2 separate regions of the Homo sapiens genome follow, and region 2 is linked to region 1. A link is a loop called in an ENCODE intact Hi-C map of the cell type or tissue named here. Cell type or tissue: K562. All regions are shown on one strand.

Region 1 (8,000 bases):
TGGCAATAAACCAGGACACTAAAAAACCTGCCTAGGAAACTAGCTACATTGAGAAATCACTTGGCTATCTGGACAAATTACCAGGTCTGGTTTGGTTTCACATAGGAATGCATTTAGATGATGGCAAAAATCTGGTTTTACACGGCAAAAGAATTATTTTTTTCTACTTTTTTTTGTTTAAGAGACAGGGTTTTGCTCTGTCATCCAGGCTGGAATACAGCAGTGCAATCATACCTTACTGCAGCCTAAGACCTCCCAGGCTCAAGCGATCCTCTTGGCTCAGCCTCCCAACTAGCTGGGACTACATGCACGTGCCACCATGCTGAGCTAAGTTTTTGTAGAGACTGAGGTCTTGCTCTGTTGCCCAGGCTGGTCTTGAATTCCTGGCCTCAAGCTATCCTCTCACCTCAGCCTCCCAAAGTGTTAGGATTACAAGTGTGAGCCACCGCACCCAGCCTCCTTTTTTTTTTCCTTTTTTTTTTTCAGGTTTCCACATACAAAAATTTATTTTAAAAGAGCTATCATTTAGAATATATTATAGGGACCTTTACTTAATAGTTTTGGCTGGATATTTTTGGGATTAATAATTGCAAGTAGTCACTTCTGAGAGAATTTTGGAAAGCAGCACAGCGGGCTGAGATTGTGGGGGTGTACATATATGACCACAGGACCCTAGTGGCTTTCTCTTGAGCCCCCTCAACAACTGGCCATCTAGCTAAATGTGCAGAGCGGCTGACTGTGATATGAAAGAATGAAAGATAGATTTGCATTTCCTTGGACAGTAAATAAATTGAATTTTCTCACACCTTCCAAGAGTGTCCTAAAATACTGGAAAGCCACGGACCCCAGTGAAAATGAGCAAGGAAACCTGATTCTTGAGAAATAAACGTACATGTGTCCAAAGGCCAGATCTAAGGAGCTACAATGGCTTCATGCCAAAGCTAGACAGCAGGATCAACTTGGGAATGGAGGCAACTTGAGTCAATGAAAAAGACAGTTTAGAAGCATGTCACTGCCAGGTTTCCCTCCAGACTGTTTTGAGACAGGTCTCTGTCATACAGGCTGGAGTGCAGTGGTGCAACCTCGGCTCACTGCAAGCTCCACCTCCCAGGTTCAAGCAATCCTCCTGCCTCAGCCTGCAAGTAGCTGGGATTACAGGCATATGCCACCACGCCCAGCTAATTTTTGTATTTTTAGTAGAGACAGGGTTTTGCCATGTTGGTCAGGCTGGTCTCAAACTCCTGGCTTCAAGTGAATCACCCATTTCGGCCTCCCAGAGTGCTGGGATTACAGGTGTGAGCCACTGTGCCAAGCCAGCCCCTCCAGACTCTTGAGACTAGTGTTATTTGCTCAGATGTTGCCAGTGAAAGTGTGAGCTACATCCACTGGATAAAGCAGCTACTTCATCCCTTGACTCAGCCACAGCAGATTATGAAATACTGCTTTAAGATATGGAGTAGAAATTCTTGAGTCAAGATGAAAATCCTGGATAGGGTTTTTACAAGCAGTGAAGCATAAATTACAATGAAGTTACATTGAGAAGCCACCTGTTAAAGTGGCTTCCTTTTTTAAAATTTGGAACTTGGGGCAATCTTCCCAAGCAGGGTTTACTGCACGAGGAACTTAAGCCACAGTCCCAGTTATACAGTGGATCATTGGCAAAGCTGGGAATAGGACCCAGGACGTCTGCTTCCAATATGCTACTTTTTTTTTTTTTTTGAGACGTCTTGCCCTGTTGCCCAGGCTAGTATGCAGTGGCACAGTCACAGCTTCCTGCAGCCTTGACCTTCTGGCTCCAGCAATCCTCCCAGCTTAGCCTCCCAAGTAGGTGGGACTACAGATCCACACCGCCATGCCTGGAAATTTTTTGTTGTTGTTGGAGGGGTGGAGGTGGTAGAGATGAGTTCTCACTATGTTGTTCAGGCTGGTCTCGAACTCCTGGGCTCAAGCTATCCTGCCCCCTTGGCCTCCCAAAGTGCTGGCATACAGGCGTGAGCCACCATATCCAACATCTCACATGCTACTTTTTTTTTTTTTTTTTTTTTGAGACGGAGTCTCGCTCTGTCACCTAGGCTGGAGTGCAGTGGCACAATCTCGGCTCACTGCAACCTCTGCCTCCCTGGTTCAAGTGATTCTCCTGCCTCAGCCTCCTGAGTAGCTGGACTACAGGCACATGCCACCATGCCCAGCTAATTTTTTGTATTTTTAGTAGAGATGGGGTTTCACCGTGTTAGCCAGGATGGTCTCGATCTCCTGACCTCATGATCTGCCCGCCTCGGCCTCCCAAAGTGCTGGGATTACAGGTGTGAGCCACCGCACCTGGCCACATGCTACTTTTAATTACCAAACTCCGTTGCCTGCTATGATTAGTGTACTGTCTAGGAGATTCAATGTACAGAATCTTCTTTTCCCCGTTTGTCCTTTTTATAATGTCTTATGTGGTACCTAGCACTTGGTGGGTGCTCAACAAATGCTTACCGACCAGACAACGTACAAACCTCATTTTCTGACAGTTTTCATTCTTTTTTCCCCCAGATTCTGGCAGCCAGGAGGTGCTGTCTGAATTGAGAGTACTATCTCAGAAATTGAAGGAAAACCATCAGTCCAGGAAGCAAAAAGCAAGTTCAGAGGGGACTATTCCCCAGGTCCAGAGAGAGGAACCTGCCCCAGAAGAAGAGGAGCCCCTGTTGCTACAGAGACCAGAGAGAGTACAGACGCTGGAAGAGCTAGAAGAGCTGGGAAAAGAAGAATGTTTTCAAAATAAGGAGCTTCCCAGACCTGTGTTAGAAGGGCAGCAGTCAGAGAGGACCCCAAATAATCGCCCTGATGCCCCTAAGGAGAAGAAAAAGAAGGAGCAAATGATCGACCTACAGAACCTCCTAACCACACAATCTCCCTCCGTGAAGTCTTTGGCAGTTCCCACAATAGAGGAGCTGGTGAGCAGAGCCAGGGTGGTGGGCCATTGTTCAGAAAGTGTCGTTCTTGCGCAAGGAGTAATGAAGCTTTGTTTTGCTGGGGGCACATTTCAGTAGTTTAGAGGTCCAGAATAGTATAGGGCCAGGCTAGTCCCAGTGACGTTTTAATAGATGCAGATATATGGGTGCTGCCAAGACCCCTATTTCCGAAAGCCTGATCCACAAAAACTCCTCTGGGGTGACTCTAAAACTGCTCTCAGAGGTAAGAGGGAGTAACTCAGAGTTCTGACCAGATCCCAGGCAGGACAACTTGAAGGTGAGTCATTGAACTGTTGCGAAAGTTTTATTCAGTGGGATCTCAGATGGTCTAAGACTCCCCAGTTAATCTGAAACTTAAAGTGAAGCGTCCTGGCACCTGTCTTTTCAGGGATATAAGCTGGAGGAAGCCTACAGTCTGGCCACTTAGAGCTCCTGCTGCTAACACGGGCCATTCCTTCCTCCACCCTGCAGCTTCCTTACTGAAAAGTTTAAAATTGTGTCATATGATAATGAGCTAGGGATATTTACCCTAGAGGGAAGAAAATTTGAGCATGATTGGCTGTGCACTGGTTTGTATCGCAAGACCATCATTGTTCAGCACTTCCCCCTAGGGGGCGCTAAAATGTCACGACCCGAAATTCAAGCGTTCTCGCCATGAACCACAGCTCATAAGCCAAGCTGTAGCTCTCGCTTGTTTCTTCCCAGGAAGATGAAGAGGAGAGAAACCATAGGCAGATGATAAAGGAAGCTTTTGCTGGGGATGATGTCATCAGAGATTTCTTGAAAGAGAAGAGGGAAGCTGTGGAGGCGAGTAAGCCAAAGGACGTGGACCTGACACTACCTGGCTGGGGCGAGTGGGGTGGTGTGGGCCTAAAGCCCAGTGCCAAGAAAAGACGCCGGTAAGAATGCCGAAGAAAGTCTGTCAAAAGGGCACCGGGTTCTCCCCTCGCCCTTCGGTGTCCTCCCTACCCTTTTGACTAAGTCCTTAATGCTCCTAGTCAGATGTCCTGTTGTTTTGCTTTCCAGGTTTCTCATTAAAGCCCCTGAGGGTCCTCCAAGAAAAGATAAGAATTTGCCAAATGTGATTATCAATGAGAAGCGCAACATCCACGCAGCTGCTCATCAGGTGAGAGCTTAGAGAGCTCTTTAGCTGCCTGCTTGTTACTGCCTGGCTCTCTTGCTTGAGAGGAGTATTCTAGTGATCTGTAGTCAAGAGAGACGTGTGATCTTGACCGCAGAATCAAATCTGTTGTTTTCACTGAATGGCTGTTAGATTTATCATTTCAGATAGACTACGCTGTTTTAATTACTGGCCAGGAAAAAAGTTTAGAGTCAAGGTAATGCTCAAACAGAGGCTATAAGGTTTAAGCTGTAGCTTAAGAAAAATGAAGACAAACCGGTACTTGTTCAGGAGAATGAGAAGATTGTAAGTTGTGTCACATGATAATGAGCTAGGGATGTTTACAAGAGAAGAAAATTTGAGCGTGATTACGGTGTTCAAGTATATCGAAGGTTATTGTATGAAGTCACATAAAGTAGAAGTTAGAGGACATACAGAATTCAAGGCTGCTCTGGGAGTATGAGAATGTGTAAAGGGGACTCAAGAACGAGATTGGACTAGATGACCTTTATGTTCCCTTCAATTCTGAGATCTGTCCCCAGCCAGTATATTGAAATGAGTTACATTTTTCCCTCGGAAGGAATAAAGAATTAATGGCTACAGAACAGAGGTAAGAAGATACACATTTCAATAACATTCTTTTTGATCTTATTTTGTGAACCAATCACTGCAGAAACTGAATCATAACTACTGCAGTCCCAATTAAACCTATATAACTAGAAAATAGGCAGTTACACGATAAGGGAAGGGGGGAAAGGGTGCTTCAGTGGGCCAGGATTCCAGGTGATGGGTAGAGTATGGAGCTCAATAAAGACCACCCTTCCCTTCCAGGGGTCTGTTTGTTTTTTTAATACAGTCATGGCAAACTGACAAATAGTTTTCTAGGAATCTCCCCTGATTTTCATCTTTTTAATAAGTTACTGCAGGTTCCAACATGCAGTAGAATAAAGTGCTTCAAGGTGCCTAGGGGGGACTTCTGAGACTGAATACTTTGTCCAGGTGTTCTCTTTTTCTGTTGCCCTGGTTGACAAGCACAGATGTAGCCGTCAACCCAAATAAGACATTCCCTTAACTTAAAGAGAATCTGTTTCCTTTGCTACTACCAGGACCACCTGATAGTACTTAGCTTCTCTTGAGTATTCCACTGAATGTTTCCAGAGACTACTGATTTTTGTTTGTTTGTTTTGTTTTCAGATGGAGTCTCACTCTGTCACCCAGGCTGGAATGCAGTGGCACGATCCCAGCTCACTGCAACCTCCACCTCCCAAGTTCAAGCTATTCTCGTGTCTCAGCCTCCTGAGTAGCTGGGATTACAGGCATGCGCCACCACACCCAGCTTATTTTTGTATTATTAGCAGAGACAGGGTTTCACCATGTTGGCCAGGCTGGTCTTGAACTCCTGACCTCAAGTGATCTGCCTGCCTCGGTCTCCCAAAGTGCTGGGATTACAGGTGTGAGCCACCGTACCCTGCCAAAGACTACTGATTTTTACATCCCCATTTTCTGCTTACGTGTTTTCCTCCTTTGGCCACTGGGGAAGTGTTGAAAGATTATTTAATGTCTGAAGGTAGCAATGTGGTGGAGGAGTACCAGGCAAGGAAACAGGAGCTTTGGGTTCTGTTCTCCAATGCTGCTCCTCATTTACTTAGGTCCATCACTTCCCCCCTCTAAGCCAAATCTTCAGGCCAAGGGAGATGACCATTGTCAATATCTAGGGCCTTCCAGCTCTACATTCTGTGGTGCCAAAAGAAGATGAAGCTAAGTGGGCCGGGCATGGTGGTTCACACCTGTAATCCCAGCACTTTGGGAGGCCAAGGCGGGTGGATCACAAGGTCAGGAGATCGAGACCATCCTAACACAGTGAAACCCCATCTCTACTAAAAAAAAAAATACAAAAAAAAATTAGCCAGGCATGGTGGCAGGCCCCTGTAGTCCCAGCTACTAGGGAGGCTGAGGCAGGAGAATGGTGTGAACCTGGGAGGCGGAGCTTGCAGTGAGCCGAGATCACGCCACTGCACTCCAGCCTGGGAGACAGAGCGAGACTCCATCTCAAAAAAAAAAAAAAAAAAAAAAAAAAGATGAAACTAAGTGTAACGGCCTGGTAGAGTTCAGGATTCGGGTTCCTTAAAACATCAATCCTGGCCAGGCGCGGTGGCTCACGCCTGTAATCCCAGCACTTTGGGAGGCTGAGGCGGGTGGATCACGAGGTCAGGAGATCAAGACATCCTGGCTAACACGGTGAAACCCCGTCTCTACTAAAAATACAAAAAATTAGCCGGGCGTGGTGGTGGGCACCTGTAGTCCCAGCTACTCGGGAGGCTGAGGCAGGAGAATGGCGTGAACCCAGGAGGCAGAGCTTGCAGTGAGCGGAGATCGTGCCACTGCACTCCAGCCTGGGCGACAGAGCGAGACTCCGTCTCAAAAAACAAAAAAAAAATATCAATCCTAAGAGAGGGAAGGAGGAGACTGAAAGCATAAAGAGGGTAGAAAAGTCATAAAATCCACAGGGATACACAATGGTCTGGATTCTTGCAGTCACAGTGTTACATAGGAAAGCTCACTCTGGGACAACAGCCCTGGAGCTCCTGTAGCTAGATAGGGACAGTGTCACTTGTAATCCCAGCTACTTGGTAGGCAGAGGTTGCAGTGAGCAGAGATCACCCCACTGCACTCCAGCCTGGGCCACAGAGTGAGACTCTGTCTCAAAAAAAAGAAAAACAAAGATGGGCAGTGTCAGGGTGGTTTTTCAGACCCTGAATTGTTGAATAGATGGGGGATCCAGAGCCAACTCAGGCCCCCCTACTCCCAAATGTCATCAAACAGATTGAATTCCTAAGGGCAGATGGGAGCAATGGGACGCCTTGACCTCTCAGTCTCTTCACTTGCAGTCATCATGTGGAACCGTGGCCTGTACCAAAACAGTACCTGATGAAAGCTGCCATTACAGTATACAACTGCACCCCAGGCCTGCCTCATACCAAATCATTCTCCTTCCTTTCCAGGTACGAGTGCTTCCATATCCATTTACCCACCATTGGCAATTTGAAAGGACCATCCAGACCCCCATAGGATCCACATGGAACACCCAGAGGGCTTTCCAAAAGCTGACTACTCCCAAGGTCGTCACCAAGCCAGGCCATATCATTAACCCCATAAAAGCAGAAGACGTGGGCTACCGGTCTTCCTCAAGGTCGGACCTGTCTGTCATACAGAGGAATCCAAAACGAATCACCACACGTCACAAAAAACAGCTGAAGAAATGCTCTGTAGATTGAGTTGCTGGAGGAGTGACAGCCAGGAGCCCTGACTTCACTTCCTTTGGTCCAGTTTTACTCTGATACAGGGTGGATTCCAAAACTGGCTCAGTACATTGCATGTAGTTAAGCCACATTTTAAAAATAAAGGCATTTTTTAATCTATTTACCTGGAGTATATGTTGCATTGTCCCCCAGTGGGATCATTTCGTTCAAGTCAGACACCTTTGGACTCTACAGCATTGCATTTCTCGAGTTGCACTTGTCAGGGCCACCTCCTTTTCTTACCAAGGATTATGTAGTTGGTCCTAAATCGAAATGGAGAAAGTTAACTGTAGTCTGTAACCTTAAATATATCACATCAGATATGATCCACCATTAATAACTGCCAACTTGAAGAGACAGGGTTAATAATGATAAAATATTGTATATTTTAACCTCTGAACCTAGAAAGAGGATGTACAAACTGCAATTGGATTCTGCCCTAGACTGATCCTAAGACCAGGACGGTGCCGAAGCTGGGTTCTGTCCCCACAAGTCTAGCCACAGCCATTTTTTTCACATGTGTGAGCTTCCCAGCTTGTACAGGCTGCTGTCTACAATATCTCATATATAACCTTCTACTTATTTTCTCATAAGAAGACCAGGAGGTTTGACCCTTATTTTGTAGAT
Region 2 (8,000 bases), 320 kb before region 1:
GAAGGGCTCCCTGGCAGAACCTCCCACGGCCTGCGCACTGGGAAGAATGCGAAGTGGGGTGGAGCCACATAAGTTCCTGTCATTTGCAGCCGGGAGGCGCCAGGCCCCTCCTCTTCCTGGGTGGAACCTGAGATTCAGCAAGCGGAGACAACTCTTTCAAGAAATGTGGCTCACGGCCGTGATCCCAGCACTTTGGGAGGCTGAGGCGGGTGGATCACCTGAGGTCAGGAGTTCGAGACCAGACTGGCCAACATGGTGAAACCCCGTCTCTACTAAAAATACAAAAAATTAGCCGGGCGTGGTGGCGTGCACCTGTAATCCAGCTACTCCTCAGGGGATATAGTAAAGACTAATGACCAAAACTCGAGAGAAAGGAGGGGGCTTGCCATTCCTAGGGCATGGCTCACCATCTGCTGCCAGAGGACATTGGAAGTCAAAGGGAGGCACCAGCAGTGGGTCAGTGACAGCTTCAGCCTCTGCACTACATCCTGAGGTGTCCCCAGTCCTCATAGCACATGCCTGCAGTCTGAAGACAAGAGAGGGAGCTGAGTTTCCTGAGCCAGGCTCCTGTTCAGTCACCCCAGACCAGCTTCAAGCTCTGGCCCACAAAGTCATCTGGGGTCTGGTTGTCTCTCAGCTCCCCTCCTTGGGACATGGATCCTCACCTCTTGCCATACACAGGCTCCAGTGTGGAAGGGATACAGGATGGGGCATTTGGGGGTTCTTTCTGACTGGCTGTGACCCCAGAGAGGGAGGTGTCATGCTGGAGAGTTGGACAGCCACCCTCTATGGCGACCAGCCCTACCACCCGGCCTGGAAACATGCCCACTGTGGGGAACCCAATTGTGAGATTCCCCTCTGCCTCACCCCAGTTTTCTGGGCGGAGATGTCCACAGGCAAGTGTGGGCGGGTCCTCTGGCACATTAAGCTTTATCTGTAGGCTGGTACCTATGAAATCTGGAAGGCTGGGGATTTCGGAATCTCTGACCCATTCAACCTGGAGCATCTTGCTGAGTCCCACCAAGAATGGAGACCTCAGGGCCTAGTTGTTTGATTTGCGAAATGTCATTTTAGGCCACCTCCTTACCAGCGGGTCCACTGCACAAATGTCTTGCTCAGATCCTTAAGAGCTGAGGAGTGCCAACAGCACTCCTGACGGATGGGTGGCCAGCAGCAGAGGCAGGAGCCCTGTGCCCTGCCAGGGGAGAATCAGGAATGAAAAGCTTTCCCAGTGCTGGCTGGGCGCGGTGGTTTACGCCTGTAATCCCAGCACTTTGGGAGGCCGAGCTGGGTGGATTATGAGGTCAGGAGATCAAGACCATCCTGGCTAACATGGTGAAACGCTGTCTCTACTAAAAATACAAAAAATTACCTGGGCGTGGTGGCACGCGCCTATAGTCCCAGCTAGTTGGGAGGCTGAGGCAGAAGAATCGCTTGAACCCAGGAGGCAAAGGTTGCAGTGAGCCCAGATCGTGCCACTGCACTCCAGCCTGGGTGACAGAGCGAGACTCTGTCTAAAACAAACAAACAAACAAAAAACAACTTTCCCAGTGCTTACAAATCCATCTTCCATCTCACCTCGGCCTGCAGTGTGCTGTGTGACCACTAAGAGGCACTGTGAGGTCACAAGAAGCTTGGAGAAGCGCGGCCACCATTTCAGTCCCAGCCTCCGGGAAGTGAGAAAACCCCTAGGGAAAGGTGCAGGATTCTGGGACTCTTTGGGACATCCCTCCCTGGCAGAAAGGATCTATTCTAGTCAGCAGTGGGGACCTGGGCTGGGCACCTCATGCTGGCCGTTGCGAAGGGTGGTGCAAAGAGGAAAAGAACAGAGACCTAAAGGGGCCCTAATTCATCCCAGGCACCGGCCACTGGCAGATGACTGGCCCAAACAAGCCCGGAGGGCCACACTGCAGAACCAAGCAGGAGGCGGAGCCGAGCAGGGAAGGCGGGACCCTGGAGGACGTCTTGGCTCCTGGCTTCGCGGGTTCTTTGGGATGTTTTAGGAAGGACTCTTGACCTCCAGATGTGTGGTGGTTGGAGGTATGGGATGCAGTGGAGGACCCAACACGGAACAAACGGGAGACTGGGTGTTGTTTTGACACCTCCCTTTCATGTTCTCACGTCCATGTCATCGCCAAGTTCTTTCATTTCTACCTCCTGAATATCCCTGGAATTTTTCCCCTTTGACCCAAATCTGCTCCCTCCACCCTTGTCTAAGCCACCATCATCTCTCCTTGATGTCTCCAAGATACGGTTGCCGCATAAAATACAGGACACCCAGTTAAATTTGAATTTCACATAAACACAGAATAATTTTTAGTACATCTTGTACAATACTTGGGATGTACTTATACTAAAAAACCATTGTCTATTATCTGAAATTCCCATTTAACTGGGTATCCGGGGTTTGGTTTTGTTTCACTCTTTTGTTTTGTTTCTAAATCTGGCAACTCGACCAAGAGTTTTCCCAGCCCTGTGCCTCTTCAAGGCTTTCTCTACAGAGCAGCCAGAATGAACATACAGAAATTCAAATCTACCCAGGTCACTGCCTTGCTTAAAACCCTGACCACCTCCCAGCTCTCAACTCCATCTTCCACTGTTTCCCTAAGCCCACAGCATGCCCCCAGCAAACCAAATACACTGTTGCCTCTTAAATGTGCCCCACATCCTTCTACACACTCCCATCCCTGTCCAGCCACCTAAAGAATTCAAACATGGTTATCAAACTCAACTACCACCCCTTTTTGTCAGGCTCTTCCAGACATGTCGCCTGCCTCCCCCAAGCCAAGCACGCCCTCTTTGCACTGTATAGTAGCCTTTTGTAGAGCACTTGTTTAGCTGTATCTAAATGATTTGTTTAGGTGTCTGACTTCCCCCACTAGACTGTGTCCTCCTTCAAGGAAGGGGCCCAGTGTTATTCATCTTTGCAACCACAGTGCACAGCACAGTGCGTGGCCCAGAGTGGGGCATTCAATGAAGGAAGGAAAGAAGGAAGGAAGTAAGGAAGGAAGGAAGGAAGGAAGGAAGGAAGGAAGGAAGGAAGGAAGGAAGGAAGGAAAATTCGTGATTCCAAATCTGAAGCCTAGATGGGCCACTGGAAGTGACTGCAATGACAGTACAGGACACCAGGGGGCAGAATAACCTCAGTTTTCTTTAAGGGAGAGGGGCGTGGTACAGAAAGCCGACTTCTTGGCTCTGGGCTTCCTTCTCCAGTTCCAAAGAGAAGAGTTTTATTGTTTTGTTTTGTTTTTAAATCACGGAAACATAAAACAAGAATGGACCTTAAGAGACCATGGGAACCAGTCCTCTGCTTTTTCGTAGTTAAAAAATTCTTTGCATTTCCACTTAACTATCTGTTTTCAGGTGGTGAAAAACATCCTTTGGTTTGTTACAGACAAATCACAGAGAGGTTAGAGGACTTGCTCCAAATTACCCAGCAAGTGAGCAGTACAAGGAGGCCTGGAGCCCAGTGTTCTGCAGACATGATCCCATTTCATCCTCACTGCAGCCCCATGAGCGAGGCACTATTGTTGTCTTACAGGTGGGGAACATAGAGAGGTTGTCATCTGACTGGATCACACCGTGGTAGAGCAGGGAGTTGGATGAATGCAGGCAGGTCTCCAATCTTCCTTTCTAGTGTCCCTACCTCTCTTACACTCTCAAATCTTTGCTTGGCTCTTTTTTTTTTTTTTTTTTTTGACAGAGTCTCACTCTGTCGCCCAGGCTGGAGTGCAGTGGCGCCATCTCGGCTCACTGCAAACTCTGCCTCCCGGGTTCAAGTGATTCTCCTGCCTCAGCCTCCCTAATAGCTGGGACTACAGGCGCGTGCCACCACACCCAGCTAATTGCTTGGCTTTTTTGGGGGGGTTGGGGGGTGGGTGCTAACCCCAGATCCCTACATCCTCAGCACTCAAGCCCAGAACGTCTTCATGGGACTGACAGCTTCTGTGAATCCCGTGGGGAACCACTGGGCATCGACCCAGGCCCTGTGACAGCTACAAATAGGTAAGACAAATGAGGGTATCTGGGATGCAGACTCTAGGGAGGCATTCCTTCAAGGGCAGGGGTATGCCTGAGAGTGAGCCCCTCCTGACACTGTGTGCCCCAGGGTCCTCACTTGCCTCCCTCTAACCTTGGCCCTGGGTGCAGTATTTGAACAGAAACCCTGTTCTCCTTTCCTCCAACTGCTAGGCCAGTCTAACTATGGAGAGGTCTCAAGGAGGCAGGAGCCACTTGAGCTCTTTAAGGAAGGTGAGATGGATGGCAAGTGACCACCAGAGACTGTGTTCCGCCCTGTATAACTGCTTCATTGTAGAGCCTCAACTCAATAGGGTACAAACACACAATGCTTTTCTCTTTCCACAGTCATGAACCATCTTGGCAGGGTTCTGGAGGCTTCCCCACTTCAGAGTTCCCTGACATGGGAGAAGCTATTTGGCCACTACTTCTTCCAACCAACCCAATCCCTACCCACACCTATGCACACACCTGTCCCCAGCAGTATCTACAAAGACCTTTGTTGTTGAGGTCCCCTTGCCCTGAAGCCAGTCCTCTTGAACAGGACAAGGTAAGACAACTCAAATGTGTGACCTTTGGAGGTGTCCCTCTGACCTGAGGAAAGCGCACATGGCTGGCTACACCACTGCCGCCTCTGCTCTTTGCCCTCTCTCCACTCCCCTTTAGTTGTTCTCATAGGCTCAGGGCAGAGTCACAAGGCTGCCACCCAAGCAGATGTCCAACCAGGAATGAGATAACATGTCCCACTTCACAGCCTGACCCCCTATGCCGTCCCAATCTTGATGGCATTCTCTTGGAACCCCTCACTTGGCCACAACACTGGGCCAAAGTCTCCTGATCATCCCAGTGGTGCCCCACCACTACTTTCTGCTTATCTAGACGGGGTGGGAGCAGTAGAACCTGTTTGCTAAGCTCTTAATAAGCCCTGAAGGAAGCATTGGTCCCCTATCATTGGAAGTTCCTTGGCACTTCTTTCTTGGAACTAGTCCTCAGCTTTGGGCCCTTGTTGCCAGTTCTCAGGTCTATAGAAGTCCCACTCACATCCTGTTGAATGTCAATTGCATAATTTTGTATCCCTGTGTTCCAACTCCTGAGGACTGGAGGGAAAATGAGTGTCCCCTCTTCACCTCAGCTATTTTACATTGGATGGAAATGGGGCATAGAGTACCAAGGTGCCAAGAATGGAGGAAAGGATAAGCTGGGAGCCATTCTCAAGTAAAAGGGACCTTGGAGTAGTGGAAAGAGTAACTCATTGTCACTCACTGGATGCATGCCTTGTGCAAGTCACGGAACTCCCTGAGATTCAGTTTCTTCATCTGTAAACTGCAGATAACACAAATGTCCCAGGAATGTAGTAAAGATTAGATGAGATCATGTATGTAGAAGCCTTATATAAACTGTAAAGCACTGATCAAAGGAGTGAAGCTAATTATTAATTAGTTTTAAAGAAGCCATCCCTACCATCAAAGATCTTGCAGGGATTGGGTAGCAATTCATAAGAGATTATGACAGAGGGCTGAGCTGTGGGAGGCAGTAGAGAGCAGTTGTTAAGAGCAGGGACCTTGGTTTCTAGCTCTGGCACATCCTAGCTGTGTGACTTTGAATAAGTCACTGCCCCTCTCTGAACCTCAGTTTCCTCAGATGTAAAGTAAGGATGATAACACCTCCCTCAGGACCTGGGAGGATCGGATGAAATGGTACACAAGAAGAATGAGCTAGCACAGGGCTTAATACATAGTGGTGCCCAATAAATGTTGGCTGTAGCTAGGGTTATTAAGAGATCAGCAGCCATTACAAAGGGAAGGAGGGGTCAGGGAAAATCTCCTATGGGAGATTAGGCTTGAATTTGGCCTTGAAAACAGGAGACAAATTTGGAATGTCAGAAAAAGTTGCATATAAGTAAGTCTTGCCAAGCACTGGGGGAACAAAAAAGTAAGGCCCCAAAGTTTACTTCCATCCTCTCTCCTAGATGGTCTGAAAAGATGGTCATGCAGGTGGCCTGGCCCAAGAGGGGCATGCCAGTGAGAAGCCATAGGGAAACTGACATAGTGACATGGCCCTCCTACTCCTGCTGAAATTCAAACCTCTTCACAGGCAGTCGAGGGAGAACTCTGGGCCAAGCTGTGCGGTCTACCTCCTACTTTGTGACCCAGGGTGGCCCTGAGGCCCTGGGCCTGTCCCTCTAGCCCTCCCCTGATAAATCAGTCCCTAACATGTGCCTCTTGGTTGTCAGTGGATAAATGCATGACTCCTTCCAGGGAACTGGTGTGCATTTCAGTGGGGGCTTTCTAGAAACAATACCTTACCTCCCAGAGTTTCCCAAGAGCAGCTGGAGCTCTTGTTTTCTTACTTGAAACCTCAGTGGATTCCTCCAGCAGTTTAAATCTTCATCGTTTGCTGAATCCCAGGACCCAGGAAGCACAGTTTGCACCTGTCTTAATACCCAGGACTCACTGGGGCCACCTTCAGCCTTGGAGACAAGATGGGCCAGAGGGAGAACAGCTGGTGGCCCACATCTGCTTTTGCTTTTGTTTGGACAAAGATGATGTGCCATGTCCTTTTCTCTGTCACTGTGCATTGGTCAGAATATGTGGAGTTATGCTGCAATAACACAGAAACCCTGAAATCTCAGGGGTTTAACACAAGAAAGGCTTATTTCTGGTTCTCACAAAAGTCTAGTGCAGGTTGGATGACACGTAGTAAGGCCAACCTGAAACATGTGGCCTCCTAGAACTCCACAGCAGGGGGAAAGACAGATGGAGAAGTAAATAGTCTTAGTCAGCATGGGCTGTCATAACAAACTAGCATAGACTGGGTAGCTTAAAGAAGAGGAATTCATTTCTCACAGTTCCACAGCTGGAAAGCCCACAGTCAAGACACTGGCAGATTCAGTGTCAGGTAAGGGCACTCTTTCTGGCTTGCAGATGGCTGACTTCTCGCTGTGTCTTCCCATGGCTGAGAGAGAGCTAGCTCTCTGGTATCTCCTCTTACGAAGGCACTAATCCTATTGGATCAGGGCCCCATACTCATTTAACCTTAATTACTTCCTAACACCAAATACAGCCACACTGGCGGTCTAGTGTTTCAATATATGGATAAGGGGGACACAATTCAGCCCATAACAGCACACCAACTCTTAACTGTCTTGGCCCAGAAATGATGCACATTAAGTTCACTGACTCTCTTGGTCAGAATTAGTCACGTGGCCCAAGCTTAATTGCAAGAAAGGCTGAGAAATGTAGGGGAGCAAATATTTGCTGAGCGCAATCTGTGCCACACACTGTCTTCTAGGCTGAGCCTTGAGGAAGAAGGAAAGTCTCGAAAGTCAGAACAGTGGCTCGGATGTAAAGTGTAAGGAAACACACACCTGGGACTGTCTGCCAGGCAGGTTCAAGGAACCAAGACCAGGAACCTGGTTCTGAATAGAATTCTTGGGGGAAGAGGGGGGAGGAGGGAACTTGTCCCTGTGTTTGGTATATTTCGAGGTTTACTATGTCTTCTGCCCAGGATGTGAACACAAATCCTTCATCACAGATATATCAATAGACACTCAGGAAATTCAGATGAATTAGGCAGAGATCAGAGTTTTTATTCTGTTTTTAAAAATCAACATATTGAATGTTTCCCCCAAAACTACGTGTTTTATTTTATTTATTTATTTATTTTGAGACAGAGTCTCACTCTGTCACCCAGGCTGGAGCACAGTGGCGCAATCTCGGCTCACTGCAAGCTCCGCCTCCCGGGTTCACGCCATTCTCCTGCCTCAGCCTCTCAAGTAGCTGGGACTACAGGCGCCCGCCACCATGCCCTGCTAATTTTATGTATTTTTAGTAGAGACGGGGTTTCACCGTGTTAGCCAGGATGGTCTCAATCTCCTGACCTTGTGATCCGCCCGCCTCAGCATCCCAAAATGCTGGGATTACAGGCGTGAGCCACTGTGCCCGGCCAACGTGTTTTTTTTTTTTTTTAACAATCATTTTCCA

The links. Hi-C counts contacts between places; a loop is a spot of excess contacts. Peaks named below come from ENCODE experiments on the same cell type or tissue, not always from the same donor. Only the 100,000 strongest peaks of a DNase experiment are listed, where the experiment ranks them.
Region 2: a loop joins it to region 1, with 6 times the contacts of the local background. A loop is called at or near these places in 18 of 110 quality-filtered maps.

Annotation. Positions count from the first base shown.
Region 1 is chrX:129,922,260-129,930,259 of GRCh38, forward strand. It overlaps UTP14A (UTP14A small subunit processome component), which reads left to right. Exons shown (of 15, transcript NM_006649.4): 12 at 2,536-2,936; 13 at 3,660-3,853; 14 at 3,981-4,080; 15 at 7,077-7,493. The coding sequence ends at 7,349. LOC105373335 (a long non-coding RNA gene) reads right to left here. Exons shown (of 3, transcript NR_188631.1): 2 at 7,499-7,636. Among named protein-coding and RNA genes, the nearest start is that of UTP14A, 20 kb to the left of the region's middle. RefSeq lists a silencer at 3,475-3,524. In K562, a CTCF peak has its summit at 3,558 (motif pointing right); a DNase peak (open chromatin) is centred at 3,542.
Region 2 is chrX:129,604,004-129,612,003 of GRCh38, forward strand. No RefSeq gene overlaps it. Among named protein-coding and RNA genes, the nearest start is that of APLN, 47 kb to the right of the region's middle. In K562, CTCF peaks have their summits at 1,607, 3,130 (motif pointing right) and 5,538; DNase peaks (open chromatin) are centred at 68, 1,618 and 3,158; H3K4me3 peaks cover 537 bases.